Regions from separate parts of the Homo sapiens genome. Here region 1 is linked to region 2. The links are chromatin loops, found by intact Hi-C in ENCODE. Cell type or tissue: natural killer cell. All regions are shown on one strand. Links, peaks and the distances in the headings refer to the core of each region. The heading gives the core; the rest is flanking DNA. Region 1 overlaps LINC00229 (long intergenic non-protein coding RNA 229). Region 2 holds the start of LOC124905132 (a long non-coding RNA gene).

Region 1 (11,452 bases), core at 1,482-9,481, 59 kb after region 2:
GCCGTCTGATACGGCTGTCAGAAATGCTGGTGAAGTAAACACGTGTAAAGAACTTGGAACGATGCCTGCTCTGTTAAGAGGGCTCCTAACACCTTAATAATTATGATCACATTGAACTATACGAAATTGCCAATGTGGGATCACTTTTGGCCCATAAAAACCCTGAGACTTGATACAGCTCCTCCTCATATTGTTATTAAGGATCAAATGCCTGCATGATTCAGAGTGCAGGGCAGACGTGTCCCTCCTGCCTCCGCACCAGCTGGGTGGGCTCCTTGGTCCTCACCTGCAGGGAGGGCTTTGGTGCCCGGTGAGCCACTGGGCTTCCCCAGCAAGCCACAGCTTGTCACCTGAGGTCAGGGCAGAGGAGGAGCTAGAAGATTCATCTGGTCACTGAGTAGAGTAGGCAGGGGGCGGGGGAGAAGAGTGGTTGGGCACTGTGCCAGTGGGTGGCTGGGTGATGGGCGTGGTGGGCAGGGCCTGGGCCAGCTCATACTGTGCCCATGGATGGCTGGGTGATGGACATGGTGGGCAGGGCCTGGACCAGCTCTCTTGAGTCCTGGGTTTTCCTACCTCTGATCTGGGGTGGGGCGTGGTGGCACCAGATCCTTCCTCTTTGAGCTCCACTGTTCCAGTGCCCACTGAGGGGCCGTCACGGGGTGATAGGGGTCGGGATGTGGTGGTACTCTGGACAGCTCCTAGGTGCTGGGCAGATGTGCAAGGGTTTCATTATTATGGACAAGCATTTGGAGAGCAGAGCCCAGCCTCCTGCAAGTGGGGATCTGTTCGGAGGGACAGCCTAAGACCCCCTCGGGGAAGGGCGCTGCCTGCAGAGCTACCAAGATGCTGGAAACCTTGGACTGGCCCGTGCATGAGGGTGATCTGCAGGGCCTGGCTGCTCTCTGCCGAGCCCTTAAGAAGGGATGGGGCCATGCCCAGGCATCTCTGTGTCCCCAGGGGCCCAAGGAAGGGGCTCCGTGAGGTTGGCCAAGCAGCCGAGTCATAAGAAGCTTCATTTATGGGGGACGGTGCTGCTTCCAGAACACACTCTCCTCCATCTCCTTAAGGGCAAACGACCTTATAAGGGAGTCCTGGCACCTTCCCAATTTTTCAGGCTCAAGAGAGGCTCCCTCAATGAGGCAAGCAGAGTCCCTGCCCAGAGCCCCCAACTCCACACCTCCCCAGGATGCAGGCCCAGGAGAGGCCCCCTCGATGAGGCGAGCAGAGTCCCTTCCCGGAGCCCCCCAACTCCACACCTCCCCAGGACGCAGGCCCAGGAGAGGCCACACCCTTGTTTCTCTCCTGCTTCCCCAGCATGGCCTCAAGAATGCGGGAAACAGTTCTGGAGACAGTCAGATGAGTGTCTCACTGGTATCTTCCCCTGCCCAAGGACCCCCGTACCCCACCTATCCCGCCCTCTCCAGGCTGAAGCCTCCAGGGCTGAAAGCCAGGCCACCGGTCTAGCACTTGGGGGGTCCAGGGGCCCCATCATACCCTCCCCTGCTGTCTTGTGGGGAACCAGGGTGGGAGCTGCCCTTGGAAGCAGTCCAGGAGAGGGGACACTCCCTCTGATTGTTATGCAAATTGCTGGGCTTCGCTGATTACCATACATGCATATTAATCCTGCCTGGGCTGGGATGGGACAGGCTGTCTGGGCCTCATGGCAGGCTGCTTCGGGGCTGGTTTGGGAGCAGTTGAAAAGCAAAGGAAAGGAGGCTGCCTCTCTCTGGCCCTGCTTAAGTGAAAGGTAGATGAGGGTTTTGTCTCCAGGGGCCCTGCTGGGTTCAAGGTGCCAGATGCCTGTGGAGCCCCAGGAGGGTGAAGCACTGGCAGGCACACCTGGTGGGCTTGGAGGTGGGGCATAAGGGTATCTGGCCCCAGGGCATCCTTAGCGTGGTGACTAGCGTACCCCGGGAAACAGGCGGATGGAGGGTGAGGGTCAGGGCAGGAGGAGTCCACTGCCGAACTGGAGCCTGGACAGAATGGGCTGGCCTGGAGGGCACCGGCGCTACTCTGCTGCCCAAGTTCCACACCTGGATTCTGATATCAGCAACGCTCTGGAAGGCAGGACAGAGCATCCCCATTCTACAGATGAGAATGCAGAGGCTCAGACAGGGGAAGAGGCTTCCCCGAGGCCACACAGCGGGAGAGGGCCGGCACTGGAGCCCAGGCCTGCCTCACCGAGGGGTCCCCTCAGGTCCGTTCTGTGTCATGGAGTGGGAGGCTGGCCTGACCTGACAGCCAGCAGGTGAGGGCTCAGCTCTGTCTCTCTGAGCTGGGAGAAGTTGTGGTTCCCCTGATATGTGTGGGTTTCCTCCCTGGGAGATGCGCAAATCATCACACCTGCCCACTCGGCCACCGTGAGGGTTAAACGACAGAGCTCTAGGAATATACCTCACTCTAGCTGTTGTTGCTGGTCCTGGGAGCGTAAGTCGGGCGGGGAAGGGAAATGGGGCATCACCAAGGGGTCCTCTAGCAGTGCCTTAGGATCGGGAGAGGCTGCTGTGGCTGGGACCCAGTCTCAGACATCCAGAGCCTTCAGAACTTAGGGGCCCCAAGGAAGTCACTGAAGCTTCGTTTGTGGGGGATGTTGCTGTTTCCAGAACACTCTCCCACCTCCTGGATTCCGTCGGGTGAGGTTTTAAAGTCATACTCACAGGTGCTGGGGGTGAGGATCTCAACCTGTTTAGGGGACCGCATTTGTACCCACACCTCCCTTCCCTGCCGCACCTGACCCTGTGCCCCTTTGCTGTCTAGAACCTTCCTTTCTGCCCCATTTCTGAGGCCCCTTCCCTCTGAATGCCCCTCCCAGGCCTCCTCTTGGCCGTGTGTGTTCGGGGCCTGTCCCGGCTGCCTCCGCTCTTTCTGTGCCTCTCTCTGGGTCAACTCAAATTCTGATGGCTCCTGGTATCTCCACGACCCCGACTCTCTCATCTGAGCCTCTGCCTGTGCCCTCCTGCAACCCCCATGCATCCTCAGCCTTGGCATCCCCCGAGGAAGCCCCGGGCCCCTCAGTTCACCGCAGGCTGAGCCTCCCATCTCCCCTGGGGCTGCCGTTTTAGCTGCCCAGGCCAGGCACTGGGCGCCATGTCTGACCCTCCTCCTCCTCCATCCCCATCCTCCTTCCCCACCACCGGCCATCCCTCTGCTCCACCCCTGCTCAGGTCTCGCCTCCTCCCTGGGCCCCTGCCTGCACCTGACTGTTCTGCAGCCTCCACTCTCCTCCCTGGCAGTTTGCTGATGTCAATGCTGCAGGTGGCCTAGGCACTGCTACCCCTGGGCGAGGGGGTCTCCGTTTTCCAAATCTTGCTTTTTCACCACTGGAGCCCACCTTCTTATCCTCTTAGGTTGCCACGAAACATCCAATATTTGAAAGTGTTCTATGGACCTCAAAGGGCAAGAGACACCTTAAAATGTTTGCTGGATGGCTGTAGGAGGGTAGAGCCCTGGTGGGCACACCTGGTGGTGAGCTTGGAGGCGGTAGGAGGGTAGAGCCCTGGCGGGCACACCTGGTGGTGGGCTTGGAGGTGGTAGGAGGGTAGAGCCCTGGCGGGCACACCTGGTGGTGGGCTTGGAGGCAGGGTGTAAGGAGACCTGCCTCCAGGTAGGAGGGAGGGGAAGGGAGGGAAGCCACAAGCTGCATGTGGCCGGAGGGGGTGAGGGTGCGAGGCAGGGAGGCCGGCCAGGTGGGTGCAGAGGGGCAGCAGGATGTGGGGGCTCCTGATGACACTGTCCTGTCTCTGCCCTCAGAGGCTCTGCTGCTCATGTTCATGGAGTCCCACGTCCACCAGGCCCTTTGAATCTCGAGTTTCTGGCTTCAGATGCCCCCAGGTTTCCAGAAGTCAAGATTTCTAACAAATGGACCCAAACCCCAAGCCAGCACCTGGAAGTGGCAGCAACACGGCTGTGTGGACCCCGGTGCTGGGAACCTTCTGGAGGCAGCTGGACACAGGGGCTGCCAGTGTGGAGAGGGACGCTGCTCATTTTGACATTTCATCTGAATAACGTTCCAAGTGTTCTAATGAAAGCCTCTGCGCTCCCTTTGAAATACTAGCAATTACAAAGATGAATAATTGCATGATAAATATTAATTTGCACCATCGTAATGAGGCCCAGAAGCATCCTGCTGCTAAGTGAGAATTTAGCTCTTTCCCCTCCCGGGCAGGGGAGGTGCTGCTCACAGCCCCTGGGGGATGCTGCCCTGCTCTGAGAGGCCCAGTACCACCGTGGCCAGCTCGCTGGGCGGGACAACGGCAAGCCCGAGCACCACCCTGCTCCTGCCACTACCTCGCTTGATGACAAAGGGCACATTGCTTCCTTCCTCTGGGCATTGTCTATTTGAGTTTTCCAAATAGACAATGGCGAAATTGGGTGAGATGACCTCTAAGGGCTCTGCCAACTCAGGCAGTCCAGGAGGTGACATCTAGAATTCCAGACTGCCTGTGGTCTACTGGTGGGAAATCCACCCCGTCCAGAGCCTCCCCTCCAGGCGCCCTCTCTCTGGGTGCTCCCGCTCTGCCTGGCATCTGGGAGACGAGCGGGTATTTGCTGAATGAAAAGCGATATCCCTTTGCCCAGAAACAGCATCTCACAGCTTTTCTTCCTTGGTCTTCACGAAATCAAAACTGACAAGTTGCCCTCCTTCCAGCTGAGTAAGTGTGGCCATCACACCCCACCCTCAGGAAGGAGGAAAAAGTGGCAGCTTGCAGCAGAGATGGAACATCCCCAAACCACAGTGACAGCACAAAGGGCTGCCTGTCTGGTTCCAGTCCCCCAAGTAAAGGACACCTGGAGTCTTCGCAGAGGCCGCTGCTTCCCCTAACGGCCCTGCCTTTTGGCGCTGAGTGTCTGCAGACCTTTGGCAACCTTTGCAAATATCATCCTCACAGAGGAGAGCTGCACCTCTTCCATCTTAAGCAGTGAACCCAGGATGCTTGGCGATCTTGGGGCTTGTTTTTTCCTCTAAACACCTGCTGTGTGTTTTATTGGGCAAGCCGTCCTTTCTGCGTCTGGGCTCCCTTGAGTCTGCAAACCTTCTTCTCTGAGTATCGTCCACTGCTGGATCTGATCCTCTGGCAAGGATCAGATTCCCCCTGTCTGCCACCCAGCAGGGAGCATGCGGGGCCACCGAAGGCACTTCCCCCAGAAATACAGCAGCCAGGCTCCAGTCAGGGGCAAACATGTCAGAAACCACACACACACACACGCACACACGCTACATGCCCATGAGGCTGAGGCTCCAGACCATGGGGCTGTGTGTGTGGCCTCAGAAGTGCATCTTGTGGGCTCTCTGTGCCCTCATGCCCCTCCTCCCCAGGGTGGACTCATGCAGCAAGAGAAGGGCTGTGTATGTGTGTATGTGTGTGTGTGTGTGGTATCTGTGTGGTATATGGTGTGTGTGTGTGTGGTGTGTGTGTGTTTGATGTGTGTGTGATGTGTGATGTGTGTGTGGTGTGTATGTGATATGTGGTGTGTGTGTGCAGGGTGTGTGTGGTGTACGATGTATGTGGTACATGGTGTGTGTGTGTGACATGTGATATGTGGCACATGGTTTGTGGTGTGTGGCATGGGATGTGTGTATGGTATATGTGTGCTATATGGTATGTGTGTGGTATATGTGTGTGGTGCATGTGTGTGTAATGTGTGGTGTATGGTGTGTGTGGTGTATGTGTGTGATATGTGGTGTGTGGCCTGTGGTGTGTGCGTGGTGTATGTGTGTATGGTGTATGTGGTGTGTGCATGTGATATGTGGTGTGTGCCATGTGATGTGTGTGGTGTGTGTATGGTGTATGTGGTGTATGTGTGTGACATGTGTGGTATGTGATGTGTGTGGTGTGTGTATGATGTATGTGGTGTATGTGTGTGATATGTGGCATGTACCACGTGTGTGTGTGTATGTGTGTGGTTTCTGACACGTGCCTCTGGAGCCCGGCTGCTGCATTTCTGGGGGAAGCGGCTTCAGTGCACCCCCCGGGCTCCCTGCTGGGTGGCAGACACGGGGAATCTGGGCCTTTTTGTTTTTTGCCTGTGTGGGTCTGTTTGCCTTGAGGATCCTGCTATCTTCAGCATTAGCAACACCCACCGCTTGATCATGGGTCCCAAGATTCTGGTTTGGTCGGCTCGAGGGCCGCCCGTCCTGACCGTGGGCTTGGGAGGGCGCCCCGGTCTCATCCTCACCACCTGTGTATATTGTGTGTCTTTTCCATCGCGGGCAGGGTCCTCTATGTTGATCTTGTTGAATCTCAATGAGTGAAAATCACTCCCGAAATGCATCTTGTGCGGCTGGAGCAGAGAGCAGCCCCTTGAGGTCTCTGGGGCTCGCGGAGCTCCGCGTTTCTGCAGCCGCTTCAGCCGCCCAGTGGGTTTTTGTGTCCTGTGCTAACTTGTGACTCATGGTTAAAGTTGTGAAACTGAGTCTGTGAGTTCTCCTTATGTGTGAACCACAAAAAACCATTTTTTTCCTCCTTGAAAAAGGAGGATCCTTAGCCTTCTGTGCTGGCCTGTTTGTAAGGGAACCTTTCTGCATCTGTGGCCTGCTTGGGAGCACCCTCGATTGCAGCTGTTGGAGAGCCAACGGTAATAAGAACTGAACATTCGTTTGCACTTTAGAGATTTCTGGAACAATGAGGGGTTGTGTGCCATGCGCTGAACTGTGTCCCCAGGCCCCACCAATTCTATGCTGAAGTCATCATCCTCAGGCCCTCAGAGTGTGACTGCATTTGGAGACAGGGTCTTTAAAGAGGCGATTATAGTTAAATGGGGTCACTGGAGCAGGCCCTCATCCAATAGGACCGGTGTCCTTATAAGAAGAGAAGATGATAGGGACACCAGTCCTATTGGATTAGGACACAGACATATTAGTGTGGGACAACCGTGTGAGGACATAGGGAGAAGGTGGCATCTACAAGCCAAGGGGAGAGGCCACAGGGGAAACCAACCCTGCTGACCTTGATCTCAGTGTAAGGAAATAAATCTCTGTTGCTTAAGTCCCAGCCTGTGGTACTTTGTTATGGCAGCCTCAGCAAACTCATATTTATTTATTTTAAAGACAGAGTCTCACTCTGTTGCCCAAGGTGGAATGCAATGGCGAGATCTCGGCTCACTGCAACGTCTGCCTCCTGGGTTCAAGCCATTCTCCTGCCTCAGCCTCCTGAGTAGCTGGGACTACAGGCATACGCCACCACGCCCAGCTAACTTTTGTATTTTTAGTAGAGACAGGGTGTCACCATGTTGGCCAGGCTTGTCTCAAGCTTCTGACCTCAAGTGATCTGCCAGCCTCGGCCTCCCAAAGTGCTGGGATTACAGGTGTGAGCCACTGTGCCTGGCCATATATCATACTTTAAAATTACTGGCCAGGCACAGTGGCTCATGCTTGTAATCCCAGCACTTTGGGAGGCCAAGGTGGGACAATCACTTGATCCCAGGAGTTTGAGACCAGCCTGGGCAACATGGTGAAACCCTGTTTCTACAAAAAATAAAGAATTAGCCATGCATGGTGGCGGCTTCTGTAGTCCCAGCTACTTGGGAGGCTGAGGTGGGAGGATCGTTTGAACCAGGGAGGTCGAGGCTGCAGTAGCCATGTTAGCACCACTGTGCTCCAGCCTGGGCAACAGAGCAAGACTCAATCTCAAAAATTAAAAAAAAAAAATTAGTCCTTAAAGAAGGTTCTGCTTGGGCTATGTAACAATTGCTCCAAGGGCCTGAGCATATGCTGGAGTGGGAGAGACCATTTCCAGCTGGTCTGGAGCTTCATGGCTGCTGAGAGCTCTGGAGGGTTCTAAATGTTGGGACTTGTTTTCTCCCACCCCTCAAAAGAAATGAGGGGAGTTCCACAGAGATACAAAGTGATGTGGGGGGGGGGGGCATTTGCTGACTGTAGATGCTGGCATCTGGCTTTTGCGCATTTGCAAAGCAGGTTGGGAAGGAGGGCAGATCTTGAGGGTCTAGCATCCCCTCAGAGGGGGATGTATGGGGTGGAATGCTGACATGGCCTCCACATTTCCGCCCCTGATGGATGCATCCTCCTCCCAGTTATTCAGTCAGATACAAATCTAGGTGCTGCTGTGAAGGGGTTTTTCAGATACAGTTAAGACCCCAATCAGTTGCCCTTAAGAGAGAGGATGATTAGGCAGGGCGTGGTGGTACATGCCTGGAGTCCCAGCCAGCACTTTGGGAGGCTGAGGCAGGAGGATTGCTTGAGCTCAGGAGTTTGAGACCAACCTGGGCAAATGGCAAGACCTCATCTCTACAAAAAAATTTAAAAAATTAGCTAGGTGTGTTGCTGCACACCTGTAGTCCCAGCTACTCGGGAGGTTGAGGCAGGAGGATTGCTTGAGCCCAGGAAGCCAAGGCTGCAGTGAGCCATGACTGCACCAGTGCACTCAGCCTGCGTGACAGACTGAGACCCTGTCTCAAAAAAAAAAAAAAAAAAAAAGGTGGTTCATCTTGGTGGGCCTGACCTGATCAGGTGAGCAGGTGAGACTGTAAAGAGACTGGACCCTCGAGACGGGAGAGATTCAAAGTGTGGGAGGATTTGACATGTCAGAGCTTCTCCAAGGCTGGCTTTGAAGATGGAGGGACCACATGACAAAGAGGGATGGCACCTTTAGCAACTAAGGGAGGCTCTGACCAGCAAGAACACGGGGACTCAATTCCATGCTTGGAGGACCTGGATTCTACTGCATGCAGTTGAGGCTAGAACAGGTTTCTGAGCTCCAGATGCGAACACAGCGGGAAGACACCTTGATTATAGCCTTTGTTTATTGTTATCATCATCACCATTATCATTCTTTCATTTTATTTACATTTATTTATTTATTTATTTATTTTTTGAGAGACAGGGTCTGGCTCTGTTGCCCAGGCTGGAGTAGAGTGGTACAATCAGAGCTCACTGCAGCCTCCACCTCCTGGGCTCAAGCTATCCTCCTGCCTCAGCTTCTGGAGTAGCTGGGACCACAGGCACGCACCATCATGCCTGGATGATTTTTATTTTCACTAGAGGTGGGGTCTTGCTATGTTGCCCAGGCAGGCCTTGAACTCCTGGGCTCAAGTGATCCTATCACGTCAGCCTCCCAAAGTGCTGGGATTCCAGGCGTAAGCCACTGCACCCGGCCCATTTTAGCCTTGTTGAGACCCTGGGTGGAGACGCAGTCATGCTGAGGCTGGACTTTCAACCTGCACAGCTGCGGGCTCACGAGGGCTGTGTGAAGCTGTGAAGTTTGTGGTAGTTTGTTATCTAGCATGGGAAACCGGGGACAGAATTTGGCCAAGTTCCCCCAGCGTGTGAGTGCAGAGATGGGGCCATGTCTCCCCTGTTCAGCTCAATTCTGTTGCCAGCAGCGCTTCTGTTTGGAGAAGACCCTCCCCATTGCCCCCATTGCCTTGGGTCAGGGTTGAGCTGACGCAGGGAGGGCTGGCCAGGGGCTGCTGCAGTTGCCCCAGAGAGAGGAGGTGGCCGGACGCTCCAGTCCTTCTCCCAGCCATGGCTTGGCTGAGCTGGTGCTTCTCCAAGTGGCCAAGGGAGAGGAAGAGAAACCCTTCTGGGCTAAGTCTGGGGGTCCCTGGAGAGAGTGGGCTGGTGGCACGTAGAGGGACACAGTCCTGGGAGTGGGTCCAGAGTGCTGAGATTTGTGGGGGTCATTTCACCTCCCAGAGCCTCGACTTTTCTTATCTGTAAAATAGGGATTAAAAACACGTTCCCCACAGCATTACTGTGAGAAGGCGGGTGGGGACGCCCTTTGCGAAATGAAGGGTTGACCTGTGTGATCCGGTTCTGCCGATGCTCCGGCCATGCGTGTGACCGCTGGCTGCTGTGGTTTTTCTCTGCATGTGCCGGCTGCTGTGGTTTTTCTCTGCACACGCTGCTTCTTCTGAGCCTTCAGGTCTCAGCTGAGAGGCCTCCCCCTCTGAGACCCCTTTGTGACTGCTCTGTCAAAGTTGCTTTCCTGGAGACACCTACTGTCCCTGTGGGACTCACCACGGTGCAGATTCTGTGTGACATTTGTGTGTTCCTCTGTCTGTCCCCTGCACTGAGTTACAAGCTCCTCAAGGCCAGGGCTGGCTGTGGCTTTCCTCACCAACACTCTGGGACAGTCCTTAGTGTGAAGGAGACACTCACTGAACACCTGTGGTAAAAAAAAAAAAAAAAAAAAAAAAAAGCACACACACAAAAACACCTGCCAGCTGGGCACGGTGGCTCACGCCTGTAATCCCAGCACTTTGGGAGGCCCAGGTCAGCAGATCACTTGAGGTCAGCAGATCAAGACCATCCTGGCTAACATGGTGAAACCTGGGTAAAAATACAAAAAAGTTAGCAGGGTTTGGTGGCATGTGTCTGTAATCCCAGCTACTCAGGAGGCTGAGGCGGGAGAATCATTTGAACCTGGGAGGCAGAGGTTGCAGTGAGCCGAGATCACACCTCTGCACTCCAGCCTGTGTGACAGAGCGAGACTCCGTCTCGGAAAAAAAAAAAAAAAAAGAAACACAGCTGCTGTGTTGGTGGGACTGCCCCTATTCAGCCTGTGCAAAAGTCCCACCAGGTTCTGACCCCCTGAGGCCAGGGACCGGGAAAGCTGGAGGCTCCCCAGCCAAGGGCAGGCCAAGCCCTGGAGCTGCCCGGGCCTGGGCACCCCTGGAACCCAGCTTCCCTCCCTCTTCCTGCTCTAACTCACAGCCACTTGGTGTTTTTCCACGAGAGGCGGGAATCAAAGTCTTCGGGGCTTTGAAGCTACAGAGCTAATCATTTTCAACTAATTAAAACACAATTTGCAAATATTGCTGGCAGGAGCATCCTGTCTCTGCCAGGGTTTGCAACCTGGGTCCCACTCATCTGGAAAAGAGCGTCTAGGGCTGGAGGGAGGCCATGTCCCCTCCCTGGGCCTCAGGGTCCTCAGCTCACAGCCAGTCCCATGGGTCCTGGTTTCTGAATACCCCGGGGGAGCCACTGCTCAGCCTCTGTGTGGCCACACCGGCCTCATTGCAGGGGCCCCTGCTGCCACCCTTAACCCGGGCAGTCTCCTCCACACAGCGGTCAGAGTGGCCTGTTGGGGTACACAGCAGGCCCTGCCACATGGCCTCCGCATTCTCCAGCTGCTCCCCAAGTCTTCACCGTGGTCTTTGGGGGCCTCAGGGCCTGAGCTCCGGCTCCTGGCCTCCTCACCCTCCCCAGGGCCTCCCCACCCCACTGGATCCACCCCAGGACTTGCTGTTCCCTGGGCGAGCACAGCACCACCCTAGGGTCTTTGCACCTGCTGTGCACCCCAAACTGTGGGGAACAGTTTTGCCTTCTCACCAGGCTAAGGTCAAGGCGAAGGACCCACTTGTCTCCCCCATGGCCAGGGGTGGGGGAAATGCCTGAGTGTCCCCAGTGCTCAGGGAACCCCCTCTCTGGCTTCTCAGCTCCCCACACTGCTTCCCCAGGGAGGTGGCTGGGCTATGGGTCCAAAGATGAGCT
Region 2 (11,452 bases), core at 1,944-9,943:
TCCCCACCTGCCAAGGGATGGTGAGGGTGTCTCCCCAGGTTCTGACCTTACAGACCACTAAGCGCTCCAGCCCTGGAGTCTCTGTCCCGGGGTCTGCCTGCTGCCTCCACCTGCCCCCACCCACTCTGCAGGGCCAGCTACCAGCCAGGAAGTGGCTGGAGGCCCAGGCCAGAGGCCAGAGCGGTGGGGGCCACAGGCTGAGCCAGGACAGGGCTCAGAAAGGAAGGGTCCCCCATCCTCGACCATCTTTGTTTGCCCTATTAGGGGGAGCAATGGCGAGGGAGGGGAGAGCTGCCATGGGGAGAGAGCGGTGTCGGGGAAGGAGATGGGGACACGGGGCGGCTGGACGGAGACCCACCCACAGAGACGCGGACAAACTCAGAGATAGAGGGAAGGGGGCGGGGCGGGGGGCGAGCGAGAGAGGCTGGGAGAGAACGAGCTCGGGAGGTCCCGGGAGGCTGGGGTGGGAGAGGCTGGACCTTCACCCAAGGGGGCCGCCCCTGCCCCGCAGATTCCGTCCGACCCCTACCCCACCCTAGGGCCCCGCAGTCGGCGTCGCGCGCGCGCGCACCTACGCGCGCACACACACGCGCGCGCCGCTCCGCCGGCACCGCCCCGGGGCCCCCCCTTCCGCAGGGTCGCGCGTGCCGCCCCCCAACCCCAGCCACCCGGTCCCCTCTCCGGCCGGGCCTCCGGACCCGTAGCCGCCGCTCACCTCGGTCCCCGCGCCGCCGCCGCCGCTGCCACCGCGCAGAGCCAGAGCCGGAGCCGGAGCCGGAGCCCGGGGCCGGGGGAGGGGGCCGCGGAGGCCCCGCCCCGCCCCGCTCCGCCGCGTCCCGCCCCTCGGGCCCGCGCGGGGGCGCCCGCAGCCGCCGCAGCCCCCAGGGACTCGGGGCGCTGCAGGGGAGACTCGCCTAAGTGCGGCAAGCGGGTCCGCGGGCACGCCCACCCGGGTCCGCCGGAGCTGGGGGGCTGGCGCTTGGGCCCCCTCCCGGCCTCCGCCCCTGAGCACTGCGCAGGCTGTGGGCGGCGCCCGCCGGGGCAGGGGGCGTCCCGGGTCACCCGGCGGCCCGGATCGGCCCGTGACGCCCTCACCCCACCCCTCGGCGGGCCGCAAACGTCCAGAGAGCGCCCCCTCCCCAAGCCCCGACCTGAGCGGGGCGCTAGAAGCCGGGAGGACAAATCAGACGGTCAGACTCAGTCCCTGTCCCGGGGATCGGGGTCCAGCCGCGGGCGGAGCGGGGAGGGAGGGGAAGACGAATGGGCCTGGCACCAAAAACAGCCCAGGGCTGTGGTTCTCAAAGTGTGGCCTCCGTTAGTGCAGAGTCCCTGGCCCCACCCCGGACCTACAGAAGCAAAACTCGGGGTTGGGCCCCCTATTTTAACAAGCCTTCTGGGTGGTTCCAGAGTTCAGTAAAGTTTGAGAAGAACTGCCCTGGTGGAAACATCCAGCACCCCACATCCTGCACCCCACAACCCACATCCCACACCCCAGTGTCTCGAAAAGGGCTTCTTTTCACTCTTCACTTAAACAGCCTCACCCTGTTTAAGTACCTCTCCGTTGGTACGTGGCTGTGGTGGGGGCAGTGGGCGGGGAGCAGTGGTGTCTGTCCCAGGAATCCCCGAAAGGATTGACAGTCAGTGCCTGGTAGAAGCCGCAAGTCCTGTACCAGAGGCCAGGCTGTGGGCATTCGGGCGGTGATGGTTATGGTTATTGTGTTTTGGTGTAGTGATTGTTTTAATGTTTTAGAATGCAATTGTGCAAATATTTGTGTCCATATTCAGTTGTAAAGCTTTTTTTTTCCCCTTCCATCATTGTGCTTGTTTGACGCTAAGCCACTCATCCCCCAGAAACAGTGTTGACATGAGGCAGATCAGATGGCCGGCCTTCCTGGTGACCAGATTTCAGGACAGCAAGCATCCCGGCCAGACCCCAGGTACTCTAATGGGGTCCATAGGGCCCTGGGAGTGAGCAGCTCTGCCTGAACTGCAGGATGGGGCATCCTAGAGGGAGGAGAGGGCATCTGGACAGAGGGGCCTAAAGTGTCTGGGTGGCATCTAGACTGGGCAGACAGTGCCTGGATCGAGTACTGGGGTGGGGCTGGAAACGGCCCAAGAGGTGCCAGAAGGAGGTGGAGCTGTTCTGAGCCCCGTGCTGCCAAGAGGGATGTCCTGGCCTTGGAGGGACCTTTGAGGTCATCTAATCCAGCCTCTTGGTGTGTGACCACTAGGACCTCCCCCACTTCTAATTAAACTTTCCTTCTTTCTTTCTTTTTTTTTTTTCTTGAGACCGAGTCTCGCTCTGTTACCCAGGCTGGAGTGCAGTGGTGCCATCTTGGCTCATTGCAACCTCTGCCTCCTGATTTCGAGTGGTTCTCCTGCTTCAGCCTCCTGAGTAGCTGGGGCTACAGGTGCCTGCCACCATGCCCGACTAATTTTTGTATTTTTAGTAGAGACAGGGTTTCACTATGTTGGCCAGGCTGGTCTCAAACTCCTGACCTCAGGTGATCCACCCGCCTGGGCCTCCCAAAATCCTGGGATTACAGGTGTGAGGCAGCACGCCCAGCCTAAACTTTCTTATTTTGAGATAATTGTAGATTCACATGCAGCTATAAGAAACAGTAGAGATGTCTTGGACCCAGTTTTCTCCACTGGTAAAATCTTGCAAAATTATACTACAATATCACAACCAGGATATTGACATAGATGCCATCAAGGTACAGAACATTCCATCAGCAAAGGACCCCCCCGTGGACTTTTTATGTGCTTATCTCCCTCCCTCCTCCCTCCTGGCAAGCACTTATCTGTTCTCCATTTCTGTAATTTTATCATTTCAAGCATGTTATATAAATGCAGTCATACAGTATGTTACCTTTTGAGATTGCTTTTTTCACTCAGCATAAATCCCTGAAGATTCTTCCAGGTTGCTTTGTGTTTCAGTAGTTTGTTCCTTGCTATTGTGGAGTGGTCAGCATTCCATGGAATGGGTGCATCATAATTTGTTTAGCCATTCACTTGTCGAAGACTATCTGGGTTGATTGCCAGTTTGGGGCTATTACCAATAAAGCTGCTATAAACATTTGTGTACAGGTTTTTGTGTGAACATAAGTTTTCATTTGTCTGGGAAGAGTGCCCAGGAGTGTAATTGCTGGGTCGTATGGGAGTTGCATGTTTAGATTTTTAAGAAACTGCCAAAATGTTTTCCAGAGTGTACCACTTTGCCTTCCCAGCAGCAAAGCTTGAGTGATCCAGTTTCTCTGCATCCCTACCAGCATTTCGTCTTGTCCCTGTGTTTTATTTTTGCCATGCTGATAGGTGTGTAGTGAGATCTCATGGTTTTAATTTGCCTTCCTCTAACGACTATTGATGTTAAAGATTCAAAACGATCTTGAGAGCTTATTTACCATCTGTAAATCCTATGAGTGGTAGGTGTGTTCATGTCTTTTGCCTATTTTCTAATTGGATTTTTTTTTTAAAAAATGTTCATTAAATTTCTTTCTCTCTCTCTCTCTCTCTCTCTCTCTCTCTCTCTCCCTCTCTCTCTTTTTTTTTTTTTTTTTGATGGAGTTTCACTCTTGTTGCCCAACCTGGAGTGCAGTGGCACAATCTTGGCTCACTGCAACCTCTGCCTCCTGGGTTCAAGCGATTCTCCTGCCTCAGCCTCCCGAGCAGCTGGGATTACAGGCGCGCGCCACCACATCTGGCTAATTTTTTGTATTTTTAGTGGAGACAGGGTTTCACTATGTTAGCTAGGCTGGTCTTGAACTCCTGACCTCAGGTGATCCTCCCACCTCGGCCTCCCAAAATGTTGGGATTGCAGGCGTGAGCCACGGCGCCCGGCTGGTTATTTCTTTATGGTGTAGTTTATTCAGAAATTCATGAATTCCCTGAGAGAGAGGAGAGTTGTCTCTTTTCTTCCCCAAAGTATCTCTGGGTGTTTGGAAACAGTCTTTGGCACGTATTAGAAGGTGGCTAATAGGTATTTGTTGAAAGAATCAGTGAGTAAATGAATACATGACCCCATGGTGCGTGGTTCTGGCCACGTCATTTGTGGCGCCCCCTGCTCCCCAGATCCATTCACTGCCTACTTTGTGCTCCCTGAGGCTGACCTGGGTGGACGGCATCCCCCACCTGGTTACATTTGACCCATGGAGGCAGTTGCTGGAGATCAGCCGGAGAGAATGAGGCATTTCTCCTCTTGCCCTCTGCTGACCCTTGCAGTCCCTGCGGGTTGCATGCTGACCACAGCTCTTTCCCGGATGCTCTGCCAGGCTTTAGCTCCACTGGCTTCCGGGGGAAGCACCATTTCCTTCCCTCCCTTCTGCAGCCCCAGGGCTGGTAGCAGCTTCCCTCTTTTGCTGGCCTCTGGCTCTCCCTAACCTGCCCACGCCTCTGTGAACATGAACCACCTGGTCAGCTCTGCCTTCTGCTGGGACCCTGACTGTAACAGATAGATATCATTATTATTATTATTATTATTATTATTATTATTATTGAGATGGAGTCTCGCTCTGTCACCAGGCTGGAGTGCAATAGCGTGATCTCGGCTCACTGCAACGACTGCCTCCTGAGTTCAAGGGGTTCTCCTGCCTCAGCCTCCCGAGTAGCTGGGACTACAGGTGTGCACCACCACGCCCAACTAATTTTTGTATTTTTAGTAGAGACGGGTTTTACCATGTTGGCCAGGATGGTCTTGATCTGTTGAACTCGTGATCCGCCCGCCTCAGCCTCCCAAAGTGCTGGGATTACAGATGTGAGCCACCGTGCCCAGCCAACAGATAGATATTATTGTTGCCACTCTACAGAATTGGAAACTGAGGCTCAGAGAGGTTATACATCATGCCCAGGACCACACAGCAAGTCCTGACAGAGCCAGGGTTGAGCCCAGGCTCCCTGGCTTGGAGCCCATGCTGCTGGCTTTCAGAGGGTTTTGAGCTCTTCTCCTCTGAGGGGCCCAGGACTGGGGTCAACATGAAGGTGCCTCAGGTGACCCAGAAGGCAGCTGAGACCTGGACCCCCTCAAAGGCACGCGGGTGCCTGTCATAGCTCTGGCAGTGACCACGAGCCCATTGGCCTCTTCCTCCCTGTGAGAGCTGAGCATGTCTCTGGGGCCTGGCAGGAAACCCAGCCTGTGTGTGTTTCTGCTGCTCAGTCACGTGAGACTGTGGGAAGCTGCTGGGAGGCTCAAGTGAGGCCCCTGCCCCAGCCACAGTGGCGGCCTGACCTCACATTTCCTTCGCTTCTTCTCTGAGTGAGCAGATGTGGCCAGCACCCACCACGTGCCAGGACCGTCCTGACACCCTGAGGGCGAGGGGGGCACCGTGGCAATGTATCGGAGGGAGAGGGCACAGGCTCTGCAGCTTGAATACTAAGGCTGAGTCCCTTCTTGAGGGACCCCAGGCTCCTTGCTCCTGCAATGGGGACCATTGCACTTGCTAATTTCACATGTTTATCCTTTCATTTATTTGCCTATCCATTGGTGGATGGAGCCGTTAAAACATAGTTAATGAGCCTTTGTTTATAGCCTGCAGCTAAGAAAAGAGCTCTGTGAATCTAAAGCCCTGTATGAAATGTAGTTCTCTGATGGGGGCGTCTGGGTACCTCCCACCACTGCCCCTGTGTAGCCTAGGCCAAGAGGGCCTTTGGTGCCATTGAAGGACTGAGTGAAAACCTGACTTGTCTGAGGGCTCTGTGCACTGGGGGGCACCCCTGGACCCTACCCTGTCCCCTGTCACCATAGTCAGGGAGACAGGCCCGACAGTGCACAGTGACTAACCCAGGGCCACACCATGTGTTAGGCAGAATAATGGCCCTCTCCTCAAAGAATTCCATGTCCTGATCCCTGTAGCCTGTGAATTTGTGGCCTCACGCACTCCTTATGGCGAGAGGAACTTTGCAGATGTGAATCAGGGTCTTGAGATAGGGAGAAGGTGCTGCATTCTCCCAGGGGGCCTGACATCATCACAAGGGTCCTTATAAGAGGTGGGCAGGAGGGTCAGAGTGAGAAAAGGGCGAAATGACAATGGGAACAGAGAGAGATTGGAAGATGCCACCTCTGTGGCTTTGAAGCTGCAGGAAATGGCCACAAGCCAAGGAATGCAGGTGCCTCTGGAAGCCAGAAGGGCAATGAGTGACCAGATTCTCTCCTAGAGCCCCTGAAGGAGCACAGCCCCACCCACACCACAGCCTCCAGAACTGTAAGAGAAGAAATTTATGGGTTTCTTTTCTTTTCTTTTTTTTCTTTCTTTTCTTTCTTTTTTTTTTTTTTTTTTTTTTTTTTGAGATGGAGTCTTGCTGTGTTGCCCAGGCTGGAGTGCAATAGTGTGATCTCAGCTCACTGCAACCTCTGCCTCCCAGGTTCAAGCAATTCTCCTGCCTCAGCCTCCTGAGTAGCTGGGATTACCACGCCCAGCTAATTTTTGTATTTTTAGTAGAAATGGGGTTTCCCTATGTTGGCCAGGCTGGTCTCAAACTCCTGACCTCAAGTGATCCACCCGCCTCGGCCTCCCAAAGTACTGGGATTACAGGTGTGAGCCACCATGCCTGGCCAAAATTTGTGTTGTTTTAAGCCTCTAAGTTTGTGGCTATTTGTTAGAGCGGCCACCAGAAACCAGGATACCCGGCAAGGCTGTGACTGGAGCCTGGGACTTCTGCCACCCAGCCTCTCTGCCCGGGATGGGACCCCTGTTCCACGGCCTTCCATCCAGAGCTCCCGGGCTGTGAGATTGCCTGGGTGCTTCGAGATTATTTTTCCTTCCATAGAGTGCTTAAAATGTTACAAAGAATATTATCTGTATAAAAGAACTTGAATAATGTGGAAAAAGCTCACCCAAGCTCACCAGCGTCGCCAGCACTCACTGGCAGAACTGGAACCTGGAAGCCCCTATGGGCTCCTCCCCAGGCAAACACTGCTCCATCCTCCTGGAGGTGCTTACCCACCTGAAGCATGTGCTTTACAGTTTTACACACATTTGTGCCCACAGGGCACCTTTCATGGGACACTCGTGCCAGCCAGGGGTGTGTAAGGAAGATGGAGACTCTGTCCCAAACAGGGCTGCAGCGTCTCCTGAGAGAGGTGAAAATGACCTCAGAAGCCAGTTTCTGATGACAGGCCGGACAGGGAAGCAGCTCTCAGCCTCTGCCTGGGGCTCCTGGAACACCTGCTACCTCGACTCTCAGGCCTCACCCCTGCCACCCTGACCACCCCGCCCCCTGCAGCTGCTGAAGGGCCCTTCCTCTTGACTTGCAGATCTGACTGTGATTGAAAGGTAGTGTCTGTGCAGGAAGGGGACCATCACACACCGGGGCCTGTTGTGGGGTGGGGTGAGGGGGAGGGTTAGCATTAGGAGATATACCTAATGTTAATTGCAGCACACCAACATGGCACATGTATACATATGTAACAAACCTGCACGTTGTGCACATGTACCCTAAAACTTAAAGTATAATAAAAAAAAAGAAAGGTAGTGTCTGTGTAGCATTTTGTGATTTGAAGGGGAAATAAAGTTTTCTGAATAATAACGACATGACCTTTGTGTGTATTTTCCCCATCGTGTGCTCTGCTTTTCTTTTGCGTTTTAGCTTCTCAGACATGACCTTTGGTCTCAGATGCTCAGCTTGGTGGCAGCACTTCACATGCAGGGGTGAAGGGAGGTCCTCAGCCCTGGCCACGCAGGGGTGAATTCCAGAGCATAACAAGCAGGAGCAGCTGTTGCTGTGCCCTCCTCACCTCCTTCTCTTCCCTTCTAGGGTGGAAAGTCCTCGAAAGCAAGGATCCTGGCTCTCGGCTCTGTGTCAGCTCTGTGTATACAGCACAGGGCTTGGCACACCGTAGGTGCTTGGTGAACATCTGGGGAATGAAAGATACCTTGCAGATTCATATAAATGCCTCACCTGTGCCTCATAGTTGAGCACCACATCTGTCCACCACACCTGTGTGCCCCATCTCTGCATCACTCCTGGGCATCACACCTGAGTACCACATATGTGCACCACACCTGTGTGCCGAGCTCAGGTTGGCAAGTGGAGTGAGAGTAGTCTGTGGGAGCTGGAAGAGACTCGGACTCCAGCCAGGCCTGAGGACCCCACCCTCTGCTCCCAGCCCAGGGCTGGTCGGGTTGGGGGAGCTTGCCCCTCGGCTGTGTCTCTCTCAGGAGGTTCTGGGCTCCTTTGGACTCTGGAAGTGCCAGCTCCACCTTGGGGGCTGATACGGTTGGAGTGTTTGTCTCCTCCAAATCTCCTGTTGAAAAGTGATTCCTAGCGCGGGAGCTGGGGGCTGGCGGGAGGGATTGGCTCATGGGGGCGGATCCCTCATGAATGGTTTAGCGCGGGAGCTGGGGGCTGGCGGGAGGGGATTGGCTCATGGGGGCGGATCCCTCATGAATGGTTTAGCGCCACCTCCTTGGTGACGAGTGAGCTCTTGTTTCATTGATTCACAGGAGATCTGGTTGGTTAAAAGTCTGGGATGCCCTCTCCTTGGCTTCTTGCTTCCACTCTTGCCAGGTGAGATGCCTGCTCCCTCTTTGCCTCTCACCATGATTGGAAGCTTCCTGAGGCCTCCCCAGAAGCAGCTGCCAGCACCAGGCTTCCTGTACACCCTGTCGGACTGTGAGCCAATTAAACCGCTTCTCTTTGTACATGACCCGGTCTCAGGTATTCCTTCCTAGTAATGCAGTCGGACTAACACAGGGCACTGCCCTGTGTCACAGAATGGGAATGGAGCCCACTATCACAAACAAGGTCAGGAGGGCCTTTCCCTGGGCCCCACACAGACCTCTCACGGGGGAGAGTCCACCCCTGCTCCCAGCCATCTCCCCAGGTTTCTGGGTTTCTGATGGCTGCTACACTGCCGGGCAGCCCCTCGGCCTCACCCCTGAGCCCTACAGGAGATCCAGAGCCCCCCGAGACCTCAGGGCAGAGTTTGGCCCCTCCGCCACGCCCACAGCTGAGCCCTCCTGCCCGAGCGTGTTTGGTAATTTTCCTGAACATTGGAGGGGCCCTGGGGAGGGCCCATGTTGTGCACCCCATGGCTCTCCCCCTTCTCTGGGGAGCCCTCCCTCTCCAAACACCCGCCTGTCTTCTTGTGGACCACACAAATTTCAATGTCGTGGAGCAACAACATCAGACGAGGCCACTCCAGGACTGCGATGGGTCAGGACAAAAGCAAGACCCCTCCGTCATCGTGTCTGAGCACAGGCAACTGCAGGAGCATCGTCCAAGCCACCGAATGTCCAAACTCCCTGTGTCTCAGCAAACAGGAGTGAGGACAGCTGCTTCATCAATCACAGCCTTAGCCTCACTGCGGGCTCCCTGCCACATAGACAAGGTTTGCTAAGACCCCAGATCAGGCCGGGCGCGGTGGCTCACGCCTATAATCCCAGCACTTTGGGAGGCCAAGGCGGGTGGATCACCTGAGGTCAGGAGTTTGCAACCAGCCTGGCTAACATGGTGAAACACCGTCTCTACTAAAATACAAAAATTAGCCGGGTGGGCATGGTGGCGGGCGCCTGTAGTTCCAGCTTCTTGGGAGGCTAAGGTGGGAGAATCGCTTAAACTCGGGAGGTGGAGGTTGCAGCGAGCTGAGGTCATGCCACTGCACTCCAGCCTGGGCAACAGAGCAAGACTCTGTCTCAAAAAAAAAAAAAAAAAAAAAAACCCACGCACACAAAAACACCTGAGTCAGAGAACTAGCCCAGTTTCCCAAGAACGTTCAATCCAGAGTGGGGTCCTGAGCTTACATCTTCCCCAAATCGCCCAGCACAAGCCCAAACCCTCCACCAAGCCCTTCCCAGTGCCCCCCTTATTGAGCCTCCCTGCGTTTTCAATGGCCATGGGCTCTTTCTCACTGCAACCAGGGATAGGTCCAAGCTGTCCACCCACAGGGCTGCTCCTGTTGGTCCCTGGAGGGAGGGCTTTGGCAGTGGGGAGCCTCTCCCAGGGCCCCGAAGAGGCAGCCTTCTCCTGTCCTGACTGTGGGGAAGAGGGCAGGAGAGGAGTGAGCAGCTTGTGCCCCAGGTTGGTGGCTGTGCCTGTTGTCCAGCGGACCATCTGTGGCTGCTATCCCCATGGTGACAGGACCCGGCAGGCTCACTGGGGGAGGAGACCCAGCCCTGGGCAGTGGGCATCCTTGCCAGGCTGGGCTGGAGGAGTGGGAGCTCTAGCAGAGAGCTGCCAGCCTCCTGGCCCTGTCCCGCTGGCTCTGGCTTCAGCACAGACTCATCTGCTCCCGGGACTTGTCCCAGGGGAAAGCCAGGCTGCCTTCTGTCTTCAGCCTGGACCGGATCCCACTGGCCACAGCGGCTGAGTCTTTGGTTCAGTTTGAGGAGTGTTTGCTGGCTGCTAGGCTCTGAGTTTGGGGCTGGGGTGCAGGTGTGAGTTGGACCTGCCCTGGGGACCTTCCAGGCCAGGAAAGCCAGCCCCAGAAGTGTGACAAAGGTTGTAATACTGGAAGCCCAGAAAGGGTCTTGGGAGCTGGAACTGGAGGCCTCCCCTCTCCTTCCAGTAGTTCAGTAGAAGCTTCCTTCAAAGAGCAGATCTCAGGTTTGGGGCTCCCGGACCAGTGCGCATCCCACAGCCTCCCTTGAGCCTGGAACCTCTGGCCCTCCTTGCTCAAGTGTTCCGGGTGGGGGGGTTGCCTGCCTATGAGGGCCTGTGGCTTAGGTCCAGGCCCTGAGCCAAGGCAGCGGTGCTGGAGAGGATGAACTTAGCAGAACCCGACCTGCTGCGATGTGGGCCAGATTCCACTTCCTGAGGCCCTCTTCCTGGGGACAGTCACTCACCCCTCCCCGTGGGAATGGCTCTTGCTGCCCTGCTGCCCCTCCCACACCACAGGGGGTATAACGTGGGGATAAAAGGAGTCCGGGATGAGGCCTTTCCCTTGCAGCCAGACCCTGCCCCCCACCCCTCCAGTGTGCACTCCGAGAACCTGGCAGCGAGTCCCTGCACTCAGCCCAAACATCCTGTACCAGGGAGTGGGATTAGCCATGAGGTCGGCGGCCGGGCAGTCCCGCCAACAATCTGTCTTCAATTGCTGCTCTCAGGTTTCCCAACCAGAACAAGCCTCGCCTGTGTAGGGAACCCAGGCTCTTGGCCTGCCTTAAAATAACTCAGCATCCTTGGTGGCCTTCTGGGTGGAGGCAGCTTCTGAAGCTCTTCCCCCTTTCAGCCTTCCTGGGCCTCCCAGGACTACCCTGGACACCCCCTTCCCCAATTCAATGCTTCCTCACTGGAGCCAAGCCCTGGGTGGTGTTTTGTAGATTCCTTAGCGTCTTCTACATGGATGATCGAGTTGTCAGTGCGTAGAGACTGGTTAGGGCCTCTGAAATGAGGTGGAGTGGAAGTGACAAGAGCTGACCTCCCTGCCTTGTTCCTGAGCCCTGCGGAAAGCCTGTAGCCTCTCATCATTCACTGTGACTTTAGCTGTAGATTTTCTTCGGGTTTCTTTCCGGTTGGT

What was found. Hi-C counts contacts between places; a loop is a spot of excess contacts. Peaks named below come from ENCODE experiments on the same cell type or tissue, not always from the same donor. Only the 100,000 strongest peaks of a DNase experiment are listed, where the experiment ranks them.
Region 1: it touches region 2 in a loop (5-fold over the local background); 1 of 110 quality-filtered maps calls a loop at or near these places.

What each region holds. Positions count from the first base shown.
Region 1 is chr22:44,598,944-44,610,395 of GRCh38, reverse strand. LINC00229 (long intergenic non-protein coding RNA 229) reads left to right here. Exons shown (of 5, transcript NR_044991.1): 4 at 3,348-3,465; 5 at 3,751-4,068. Among named protein-coding and RNA genes, the nearest start is that of LINC00229, 21 kb to the left of the region's middle. RefSeq lists an enhancer at 2,488-3,193. In natural killer cell, for the core only: no CTCF peak of the experiment used is centred there; no DNase peak of the experiment used is centred there; H3K27me3 peaks cover 222 bases.
Region 2 is chr22:44,658,069-44,669,520 of GRCh38, reverse strand. It overlaps LOC124905132 (a long non-coding RNA gene), which reads left to right and starts at 938. Exons shown (of 3, transcript XR_007068127.1): 1 at 938-1,190; 2 at 1,852-1,937; 3 at 4,522-7,521. It also overlaps a transcript of PRR5 not described here. In natural killer cell, for the core only: no CTCF peak of the experiment used is centred there; a DNase peak (open chromatin) is centred at 5,160; H3K27ac peaks cover 2,464 bases.